Regions from separate parts of the Homo sapiens genome. Here region 1 is linked to region 2. The links are chromatin contacts, found by Hi-C or POLR2A ChIA-PET in ENCODE. All regions are on one chromosome and are shown on one strand. Each heading gives the region's core, a stretch centred on a gene start or an enhancer-like site at or near the end of the contact. The rest is flanking DNA. Distances are from core to core; before and after follow the strand shown.

Evidence for each region. Hi-C counts contacts between places; a loop is a spot of excess contacts on that map. ChIA-PET counts read pairs that join two places held with the same protein, here RNA polymerase II (POLR2A). Pooled maps may share reads with other maps.
Region 1: a loop to region 2 is called in a map of ascending aorta, with 8 times the contacts of the local background. The contact joins two enhancer-like sites. A Hi-C loop is called at or near these places in 9 of 168 maps with a recorded cell type or tissue (aorta, ascending aorta, cardiac septum and 4 more) and 12 of 50 pooled maps. POLR2A ChIA-PET finds 5 or more read pairs at or near these places in 3 of 52 experiments (H1, HCT116 and MCF 10A).

The regions. Positions count from the first base shown.
Region 1 is chr4:183,873,993-183,879,398 of GRCh38, forward strand. It overlaps a transcript of STOX2 not described here. Among named protein-coding and RNA genes, the nearest start is that of STOX2, 29 kb to the right of the region's middle. RefSeq lists an enhancer at 4,379-5,131. Within about 2 kb of position 2,624, at least 23 of the 41 ENCODE cell types and tissues checked have a DNase peak (open chromatin) inside an H3K27ac peak, as active enhancers do; they include ascending aorta and heart right ventricle, where a contact is called at or near this core.
Region 2 is chr4:183,840,951-183,845,799 of GRCh38, forward strand. It overlaps a transcript of STOX2 not described here. Among named protein-coding and RNA genes, the nearest start is that of STOX2, 62 kb to the right of the region's middle. Within about 2 kb of position 2,606, at least 3 of the 41 ENCODE cell types and tissues checked have a DNase peak (open chromatin) inside an H3K27ac peak, as active enhancers do; they include ascending aorta and heart right ventricle, where a contact is called at or near this core.

The DNA of each region.
Region 1 (5,406 bases), core at 1,374-3,873, 33 kb after region 2:
CATGAGACCTCATCCTTTTCCCTACATGGGCTGGATATCTGAGACAGTGTGGCCTGTGGCTCCCATAAGTAAGTGGCGAGCGGACAATCATTCTGCTTTCCTAAGAGATGGGCATTCTGACTCAGATGTGGTTGTACCAATATCTTAGCAGATGGCAAGAAACAGATTGCAGAGACTTGGAGAAAAAAAAATGTCACGGATGTGTCCAACCCACTTTTGGAGCTGTAGCCCCATTTGGGATATTTTCTTATCAGTGACACTGGGAGAAAGGCTTCATCCCTTGGTAAAAGTGACCCTTTTGCATGCCATTTTTCTTTGGTTGTGCAGGGGGTTTTATTATTTTCTTCAACCCTAGCCTCCCTGCAGTCATAACTGAATAAGAAAGTCTCTTTGTATTTGCTCCCTTTTAGAGAAGGAGGACAGTCCTTAGGTTTACAGAGGTTCTCTTTAAGCAACTGCAATATTTGATTGACTCCTGGAAAGCTCAGAGTCTCAGGAGGACTGAAGATTATTAATGAGCTTTTACCTTTGTTGTGTATTTTAAAATGTACTTATTATTCTAAGCAATTATACAGAACTCTTTCTAATAGCATTTTTGTTCTTGATCTGTAGAACAGGGCACTTATATATGCAGAGACTATATATATATATTGGCCGGGCGCGGTGGCTCACGCCTGTAATCCCAACACTTTGGGAGGCCGAGGCGGGCGGATCACGAGGTCAGGAGATCGAGACCATCCTGGCTAACACGGTGAAACCCCGTCTCTAGTAAAAATACAAAAAATTAGCCGGGCGAGCTGGCAGGCGCCTGTAGTCCCAGCTACGCGGGAGGCTGAGGCAGGAGAATGGCGTGAACCCAGGAGGCGGAGCTTGCAGTGAGCCAAGATCATGCCACTGCACTCCAGCCTGGGCGATGGCGAGACTCCGCCTCAAAAAAAAAAAAAAAAAAAAAAAAAAAAAATATATATATATATATATATATATATATATATATATATATAAAACTTAGAATTTTGCAGTGTGAATTAAGTTTACATGTTGTGGGATAGCTTTGGTTTCTGTGATTTCTCAAGAACAGAGTCACATACATCTCAAGAGCTCCTGTCCTTCCACTGTCTGCAGACTTAGTGGCCCTGGGCTGCCTCTTTCCCTGACCAACATTTGTCTCAAGTAGTCACCAACAATGCCCATATTATTACAGGGTGATGGGGACTGTGGAGAAACTGAGTTCTAAATTTCTCTTCTTGTCTTTATTCTCTTAAAATAAGGAAAGTCCTTCTTTCTCTCCCTTCCCTCCGCTTCCTCAAGGCTTTCATGGTAGGTGGTGGTGAATACCTTGGCTGGGGTTTTAGAAGATGGGGCAGGGGAAGGAGGCAATTGTGGTTTTGTTTTCTGTTCCTTATTGATAGCACTTCCGCAGAGGCCAGTGGCTTTTCTAGGGAGAGTCTGTGTTTGCCCCAGGCGAAGCCTCCCATTTTATGGAGGAGCCTGTGATAGTCGGGACTGTGTTCCCTGGAGGGCTCCCTCTCACTGTGTGGGAGCCCGAGGCCTGGTGGAGCGGGCTTTGCAGCCTCCTCCTTTCATGCAGCAGTAGCTGGTGTCTCCTTTGCAAAGCCCTCTAAGAAAATTGAGTGGCAGCCTGTGTTTTGTCAAAGAAGGATGGAAGAGGAGGGTATACTTAAAACCTGGGTCTTGAGAGGATGAGCTCCGCTCGTTTTAGTCTCACATGAGTACTTTTATCATTATTGTTGTTGCTATTATTGGAGACAGGCAGGAGTCAAGTGCCATGATGGTGGCCCACTGCAGCCTTGACCGCCCAGGCTCAAGCGATCCTCCCATCTCAGCTTCCCGAGCAGCTGTGACCACAGATACATGCCACCACGCTGGGCTAATTTTTTAAAAATTTATTTGTAAAGATGGGGTCTTACTATGTTGCTCAGGTCCATCCAGGGAGGAGTGATCCTCCTGCCTCAGCCTCCCAAAATGCTGGGATTACAGGTGTGAGCCACTGCACCTGGCCACATGAATACTTTAGATACTGTTGACCAGAGGCCCCATATCAGCTAGAATTGTTGCAGGTGCATGTTGCCTATGTTCACCTTGATCCCCATGAGTTCTCCAAGAGGTGCAGATCTCTTGATGACCCAAGCTCTGCGTCTTGCAGACACCTGAACCCTGTGTCTGGCCCACACAGTTCTCTGACAGAGACTGTCTACAATTTGAACTTCAAGGGGCGACTCCCAGGCGGTCTGATGCATTACCCCTGACTTGGCCAGGTCCCAAGCTCTTGGCAGCCTCCCAGACTGCAAAGGCTGTGCGTAATGGCTTTCCAGAGAGTGTGCAGCAGGCCCGGGAGGCCTGGGCTCCTTTCCTTTGGGGGAGATGCCAGCTTTGGCTCAGCCTCCTGGTTGGCTCTGACCAGGAGGTCAGATAAGTGGATGACGTAAGTGGATGACGGATAGGCTTCTTGGTATTCCTTGTTTATGGTATTAATAACCAGACATGGAACTGCACCAGAAAGGAGGTTTTTAAAAGTGAAAGTAGTTAGTCATGTTGAGCCGGGATGGCAAGGAGAGGTTGCCAGCGCCAGTGGTTTGAAAGGTGCTGAGGCCCCACCTGTATGGAGGCAGCCGCTCAGGGTGCCTGCTGAGCTGTCAGTAGTTCTCATTGTCCCGTAGGGGACCCAGCACCTCCCCTCCTCTCTGCTGCCCAGCCCTGTGGCCTGAGCCAAGTCGTTCACGGCTGCGCCTCCCACTTTCTTGTCTGCAGAGCGAGTGGGGTTGCCAGGAAGGTCATGTAAACCAGTGAAGTGGGCCAAGCGGGCATTCTATTCTGACGTTTCTTGAAACGTGCACAAAGCCCTGTGAGTTCCATTGTGAGTGCGAATGGAGAAGCGTTTTCTAGACTGAGAACGGTTGACAGTAGTTCCTGCATCCTGGAACATGGCCGTGCCGTTCAGTCTTTGTGTTGGGGAGGGTCTTGGAGAATGTGTGGCCCCTCTATAGGGCCACCACTCGGCTTCAGGAAAAAAGGCCCATACTATGAGACTGTGTTTTTTGGGTTTTTTTAATGCTATAAATCTGTAAAACTTACCCAATTTCAAAAAATATGATGAGGACCAAAACTAAAAAAATTATATGTGGGCAGAATTTGCTGAGTCTTCCATCTTTGGGATAAAAACAATCTCTTTTAGCTCTAAGTTCTGTGAGTCTCTGATTCTTGCTATCCCCTGAACTAAAGTCCTGCTACTCAAAGCGTATGGTCTGGGGACCAGCACGTCAGCATCTCCTTTGAGCTCAAGAGAAATGAAGAATCTCGGGTCCGCACACAGACCTACAGGATCTGCATTTTAACCAGATCCCAAACATTTCCAGAAAGATGATGCTAAAATGTTTTGGAGTAGGGGAAACATGAACACCAGCCAGTATGTTAGCATGAATCTGGTTTTCAGGTTAATTCACTGACCAAAAGAATCAATGGATCAGAGCATATAGAGATTACTTTTGACCAAGGGAGAAAATAGGGTCTGTAACTTTGTTGCAGAGCCGTTTTGCATGCTCTGTATGCGTGCTCTGCACAGTGGAGTGGGACGCATGGAAGCTTTGAGTTTCTGGTTGAGGATAAAGCGTTATTAACTTTATTAAGAATTTTAAGCACCTGCCTCATGCCGCACTTCCGCTGCTGCTGCTGCTGCTGCTGTGTTTTTGAGAAGGAATCTCGCTCTGTCTCCCAGGCTGGAGTACAGTGGGGCGATCTTGGCTTACTGCAACCTCTACCTCCTGAGCTCAAGTGATTCTCGTGCCTCAGCCTCCCAAGTAGCTGGGACTACAGGTGCCTGCCACCACACCTGACTAATTTTTTTTTTCTTTTTACTTTTAGTAGAGACGGGGTCTCACCCTGTTGGCCAGGCTGGTCTTGAACTCTTGACCCCAAGTAATCTGCCTTCCTCGGCCTCCCAAAGTGCTGGGATTACAGGTGTGAGCCACAGTACCTGGCTTATGCCACACTTTCACATAATTTATCCTATTAAGCCCTGACAACAGTATCTTGAGGTAAGAATTATCACTTGAAGTTTTTAGACCTGGAAACTGAGTTGCAGAAAGCTTGAGGAACCATCCAAGGCCACTTGCTTGCTAGGAGAGGAAAGAGCTGTGATTTGCACCCAGGAGATCTAAGAAGAGCTTGTCCAGTGCAAGCTTCATTTATACAACTCTGCCATGGCCTGCCCTTGCTGGAGACATTTTTAGATTCAGTGAACCTGCCTGGTAAAGGTGCCATTTGTAGAATTCCCAGGAATAAGAAAAACTAAAATGCAGGCCTTGTAATGCTGCTCCAAGTTTATTCATTATGTTTTGTTTTTTGGTGTTTTTTGAAACAGCTATTACTTAAGCTTTCATTGGTGGTTTTGGCCACGGAAAAGCAGCTACAAAATAAGAAATATTTGTCACTTCATAAGGACCAATTATTCTGTTTTAACAGTCGTTTTCTGGGTTTAATCCAGCAAGTTGGGTCCTGATTTTGATTTGGAATTAGAATTACAGACAATAGCAAATTGAGAACATACATGCAATCTTGGTGTTGAAAGAAAACCAAATGAGTGTGAATCTAAAAAGCATGTTCATTGTGCACCTTTAATGAAAAAATTTTCTGTATAACGACCTCTTCAATTTAGTATTTAACATTTCAAAGGACTTTGAAGGACTCTGCCTTCTCAAAAGTTGTCAAAGATTTTAGCTATTGTCATCATTAGACTTCAAAGCAGAAACTGCAGGCTATTTTAATGCCAATGCTTTTAATCCTAACCTTTGTATTGAGATTAGGAGCACAAAGGATGGCCCGTAAGGGGTGAGCTGAGTTTTTCTATTTTGTTTTCTTTTTCTTTTCCCTAAAGATTTACAGTGAAAGCTCTGCTCTCTAGAATTGTTCTTTACTCATGGATAGTTTTTTTTTTTTTTTAGGTCTAAACTATTTTGAAATCTGCACAATGGTGTCTGTTATTAAAAAAGAACAGCCACAGTAATGAAAGGACTTGGCACTTACAGATCAATTTCATGTGCCCACAGCCTGTTTCTGTAAAAGATCAAGAGCCATAAATCTCTCCCAAATTATCTGTGTTTGTTATTATTTTAGTGTTTGAAGATTAGACGTGTGTATGGGGTGAAGGAGTTGGTGAGAATTATGTGTAGAGACCCCAGGCAGCCTCAGGCCAGCCTCGCGAAGGCATGTCCCCGGGCTCACTGCCACCCTCTCTCTCACCATCTCATCCTTCTTCACCTCCATGAGCCCTACACACATCCCTTGTACGCCTTTCTGCTCTCGGCCCATACATCAAGCATGGACATATTTGTGCAGTGTCCTCACGGAGCAAAAACAGAAGCACACGGTGGCTCTATGCTGGCCTCACTC
Region 2 (4,849 bases), core at 1,356-3,855:
TCCGCCTCCTGGGCTCAAGCAATCCTCCCACCTCAGCCTCCTGAGTAGCTGGGATTACAGGTGCACACCACTACATCCGGCTAATTTTTGTATTTTTAGTAGAGATAGGGTTTCACCATGTTGCCCAGGCTGGTCTCAAATTCTTGGGCTCAAGTGATCTGCCCGCCCCGACCTCCCGTGCTGGGATTACAGGCGTGTGTCACCACGCCCGGTTCAGTTTTCATCGTAGTATTTATTTATTTATTTATTTATTTATTTATTTATTTATTTATAGACAGGTTCTAGCTGTGTGGCTCAGGCTTGAGTATGGGGTGTGATCATAGCTTACTGGAGACTTAGCTTCCTGGGTAGCTAGTACTATAGGTGCATGCCACCACACCAGGCTAGTACTGTAGGTGCATGCCACCATACCAGGCTAATTATTATTACTATTTTTTATTTTTAGAGAGACAGGAACTTGCACTGTTACCCAGGCTGGTCTTATATTCCTGACCTCAAAAGATGCTCCCTCCTCGGCCTCCCAAAGTTCTGGGATTACAGGCTTGAGCCACTGTGCCACGCCGTAGTATTATGAAATCATCAGAACCCTTGGTAGCGTGCGATTTCTTCCTCCATCTCTTGTGCTCAGCCTGCTTCTTATTTTAAAATGAGGTTCATTTGTAAGTTGCCTTGCTCACTATTTTTGAACATTTAAAACAACTTTTTAGAATAGGTAAGAAGTTGAGAAAATAGAGACAGAAAAAAATACACAGCTTATTAAGGCATTCCAAAATACATGCCAGATGATTATACAGAGCAACTCTTATTTTAGGAATTTCTTATTGGATGAATGATGAAATCAAATACTAAGTTGGCTTTGCATAATCAAGATATTGGAAAATAGTGGGTAAGGTAAATGCTTATGGTGGGAATTTAATTTTCCCATAGAGTCATACAATTTGAAAGAGTCATTTATATGGGAAAAAAAAACTTGACTGTGGAATTATTAATACCAGCCTTACTTTCAGCAAGGGCTGTGTCCTTGCCAGTGTGTGGCTTAAGTAATGAATTTCCTCATATAATCCCTGTAAGAAAAGTTAGATGGATAATGAAGCCACTTGATCCTTTCATGCTCATTGCCACATATATTCATTAAAATATCACACAGGTAATTCCTCATTTCCCTAGTAGCTCTTACCACCTTTCCAGATTTGAGTGTTGAAGAGACCAGTCTTCTTACTGGCTGCCCCAGGCATTCAGCAAAACTCAGTCTTTGTAGGAATGTCTTAGATCTGCTTTTTTAGATGGAACCTAGTCTATATCAGTTTACTAGTTCCATACGACGTGGCTAAACTCATTTTTCAGATGCTTTGAATGGAGTATAGAAGACTATTGCTTTACTAAAAAAGCAAACATGAAAACTTCAAGCCTCACAGTCAGCTCCTATCAATTTCCCTTTAATTACCTCCTCAAGTACCTGTTAATGGCTCATTAGTTATAAAAATAAATTATAGGTACTCTGCCACCCTGTTTGTAGTTTCTTTAGTTTTTGATTTCGCTAACCCCAGGAAAATGGATGTGTGGCAATAATACAGGAATGTGAATCAAATTGCTCTGTAATTTTATATATTTAATAAAGTATACAGCAGGGCCGTGTGCACATGGGGTTAAGCTGTGGTGGAGGAAAGTGCTCTGTGAGAAAACTGAAGTCCTCATACACCATGTTGGCTGCCTATGTTTCATTTCACGACATAGTGCTCAGCAAATAGGGCTGATTGGTTTTCAGTCCGGTTTTGTGTGGTTTTAGGTTCATAATGGTTCCTTTTCATATATGGCCTTTGAAACTTGCTTGACACTGCAGTCATCTCTCATAGATAAAATAGGTCACAGTGAGTTTTAAATTCTTTTTTTTTTTTTTTGAAATAAAAATGTTATTCAGGCCGGGTGTGGTGGCTCACGCCTGTGATCCCAGCACTTTGGGAGGCCAAGGCGGGTGGATCACAAGGTCAGGAGTTCAAGACCAGCCTAGCCAAGATGGCGAAACCCCATCTCTACTAAAAAATACAAAAATCAGCCAAGCATGGTGGCAGGTGCCTGTAATCCCAGCTACTCGGGAGACTGAGGCAGAGAATTGCTTGAACCCAGGAGGCAGAGGTTGCAGCGAGCCAAGATCGCGCCACCGTACTCCACCCTGAGAGACAGAGCGAGACTCCATCTCAAAAAAAAAAAAAAAAGAAAAAGAAAAAGAAAAAGAAAAATGTTTTTAAAATAAAATTGCAGGTGGTATCCCAATCTGCAAGGATAAAAGCAGAATGACTCTTTTTGGGAGGAGGGAGAAGAATCTCAGAACCTTGGCCACACAGTTCACACAGAGACGTCACCCTGACCCGTAGGACTCCGCAGAACTCAGTGTGAAAAACACCAAAATAGAAGATGAAATCATTTTTATGCTTAAGTACTAAATATTTCCACTCAATTTTTAGACTTGTTCAGCCACAAATGTAGACAGAAACATTGTGTACCTTCCTGGGCACTGAACTTTAGATCAGGAGTTGGCAAACTTTTTCCACAGAGGGCTAGATAGTGTATGCTTTCGACTGTGGGGCCATATGGTCTCTGTCACCACTACTCAGCTCTGCTGCCGTGGCACAAAAGCAGCCAGGGACATTATGGAAATCGCATGAGCGTGGCTGTGTTCCAGTAAAGCTCTGTGCATGCCAAAATTTGGATTCCATATAATTTTCACATATGATGAAATATTGTTTTGATTTTTTCTGATTTTAGCAAAAAGATACTCTCGGCTCTTTTTCTTCTTTGAGTTTTAGTTATTATAAAGGTAATACCATGAAAGAACATTTCAAAAGGATGAGAAACTCATCTTTAATTCCATAATCCATGTTCTTTTCTTCATACGTCACTGTATCTTATAATAATTGTAATTATAGTTGACCCACAGTTCTGTACTTTTGCTTTTACTTACTTAATTTTTTATACGTAAATCATAGTTTATGTAGTGTAGGTGTAAAATTCTGAAAATAAATTATGTTTACTTTTCTTTAATGTTACTTATTTAATTGCATCTACTCCCAGTGTTCTTCTACCCAATCCGAATTTCTAATCTTTTTAAAAGCAATCTAATAATTGTTTCTTAAAAAAACAAAATTATTATTCAATTTGGTGAATTTGTATTTGTTGGTATTCTGGAATATAAATCTCTGAAAAAGGGACACCCCATTGCAAGTAGATATGAGGATGGCAGTCATTTTCTTCCTCCAACCCTTAACACTGTCTTGGAGAGTTCCCATGTTCCGGTTGAATATTTTGGTACTGAAAAATGTCTTCAGGAAAGCAACAATTGTTTTCCTAGAAAAAAAACCTGAGAACTCATTTCTCTCTTTAGGTTGCCTGACATTTGTAGCTGAGTGAAACCATGGTGAGCATTGATTTATTTTACTATAAAATTATCAGTTTTACTCACTCAAACAATCCTTTTATATTAAAAATATTTTAAAAATAAAAGCAGGGTATTGTTTTGCTTTACTAAATGGAGTCACCTCTTTTTCTCTTACTTTTGACAATTTGGTTGTCAAATTGTGTGAATTGTGAAAAAATAGCCCTGAGTACAGAGAATTTTTACCTCAGGGATATCAAAAAAGTCATGTTAGTAATAAAATAAGCCATTGATTGTGTTAAAACTCAAGGTGGGTCATTTAATTGCAGTTATTAAAAAGTTCTTTCATTATTTACCTCTGGGAGAGACTGTAGGTAGGACTGTAAGATTATTAATGAAAATGCGTGTAGATTGGTTTAAATGATTCAGCTTCATCTCACCAAGGAGTTAGCATGTTCATTCATTTTACAAAAGTGTATTGAGCACCTCGCCTACTATGTCTTGAGTAATTTGTTAGACATACAAAGTTGACTAAAACATGGACTCTGACCCCAAGGCTAAAATGTTATTTCACATGTGCACAGTGCTTTACAGATTACAAATGACATCATTACATCCTCATAAGAATCTCATGAAGCAGATGTTGGTTCCATTTCATTCATGATGAAACTAAAACATAGAAAACATAATAGTCTCCCCAAGGCTGCCTGTAGCACAGTTCCTTAGATTCCCAATCAGGTGACCTTTCCAAACTGTAGAGATGGCTCTATAATAGTTTAAAAAGGAGAGATAAGAAATGTCCACCATAGGTAAATACAAAATAGACAGTAATACGTACAATCACAGAAGTTCAGCTAAAGTGGTACAGGAGTCCAGAAGACGGAGAGATGGCTTCTGGGTAGGGGATGGATAAAGGGCATAAGGACTAGGGATAGGGATGGATGGACTGTGCACTTTCAGGGCAGGGGAAGATCATTCCATCCAGAGCCGGAAAAGCTTCAGAAAAGCTTAAGCCAGGTGGGATATGGCATGGGAAGAATGGAAATAGGAACAGTCAGTGGTTCAATTTACCTTGAAGATAGAATATATCACATGGAATTATTAGAGATGAGGACAAAAAGATGGAAAAGAAACACATCTTCCAGGTCTTTGATGCCAGGCCATAAAGCTTGAATTTTTTTTTGCTGGAAGTGGAGAGCCATCTGAGGCTTCTAAGCAGAAGTGTGCTAATCTGGCAGCAGTTTTGAACAAGGGAGTTGCAAACTCACATACCTGTAAAGGCCATGAAGATAATAGAGAAGTGATGTGGAGAGGATACAGCAAAAAGAGAAGTATTCTCCAGGGGACCATCCACCATTCAATGCTTTGGGAATGCAATCTCTCATTCTGCTGCAGATTTACAGTTCTCCTCTGCATATGTGCTTTATTAAGTTACATCTTTATACGATGTGTTCCCATTGACATAGATTTGTAACTTTT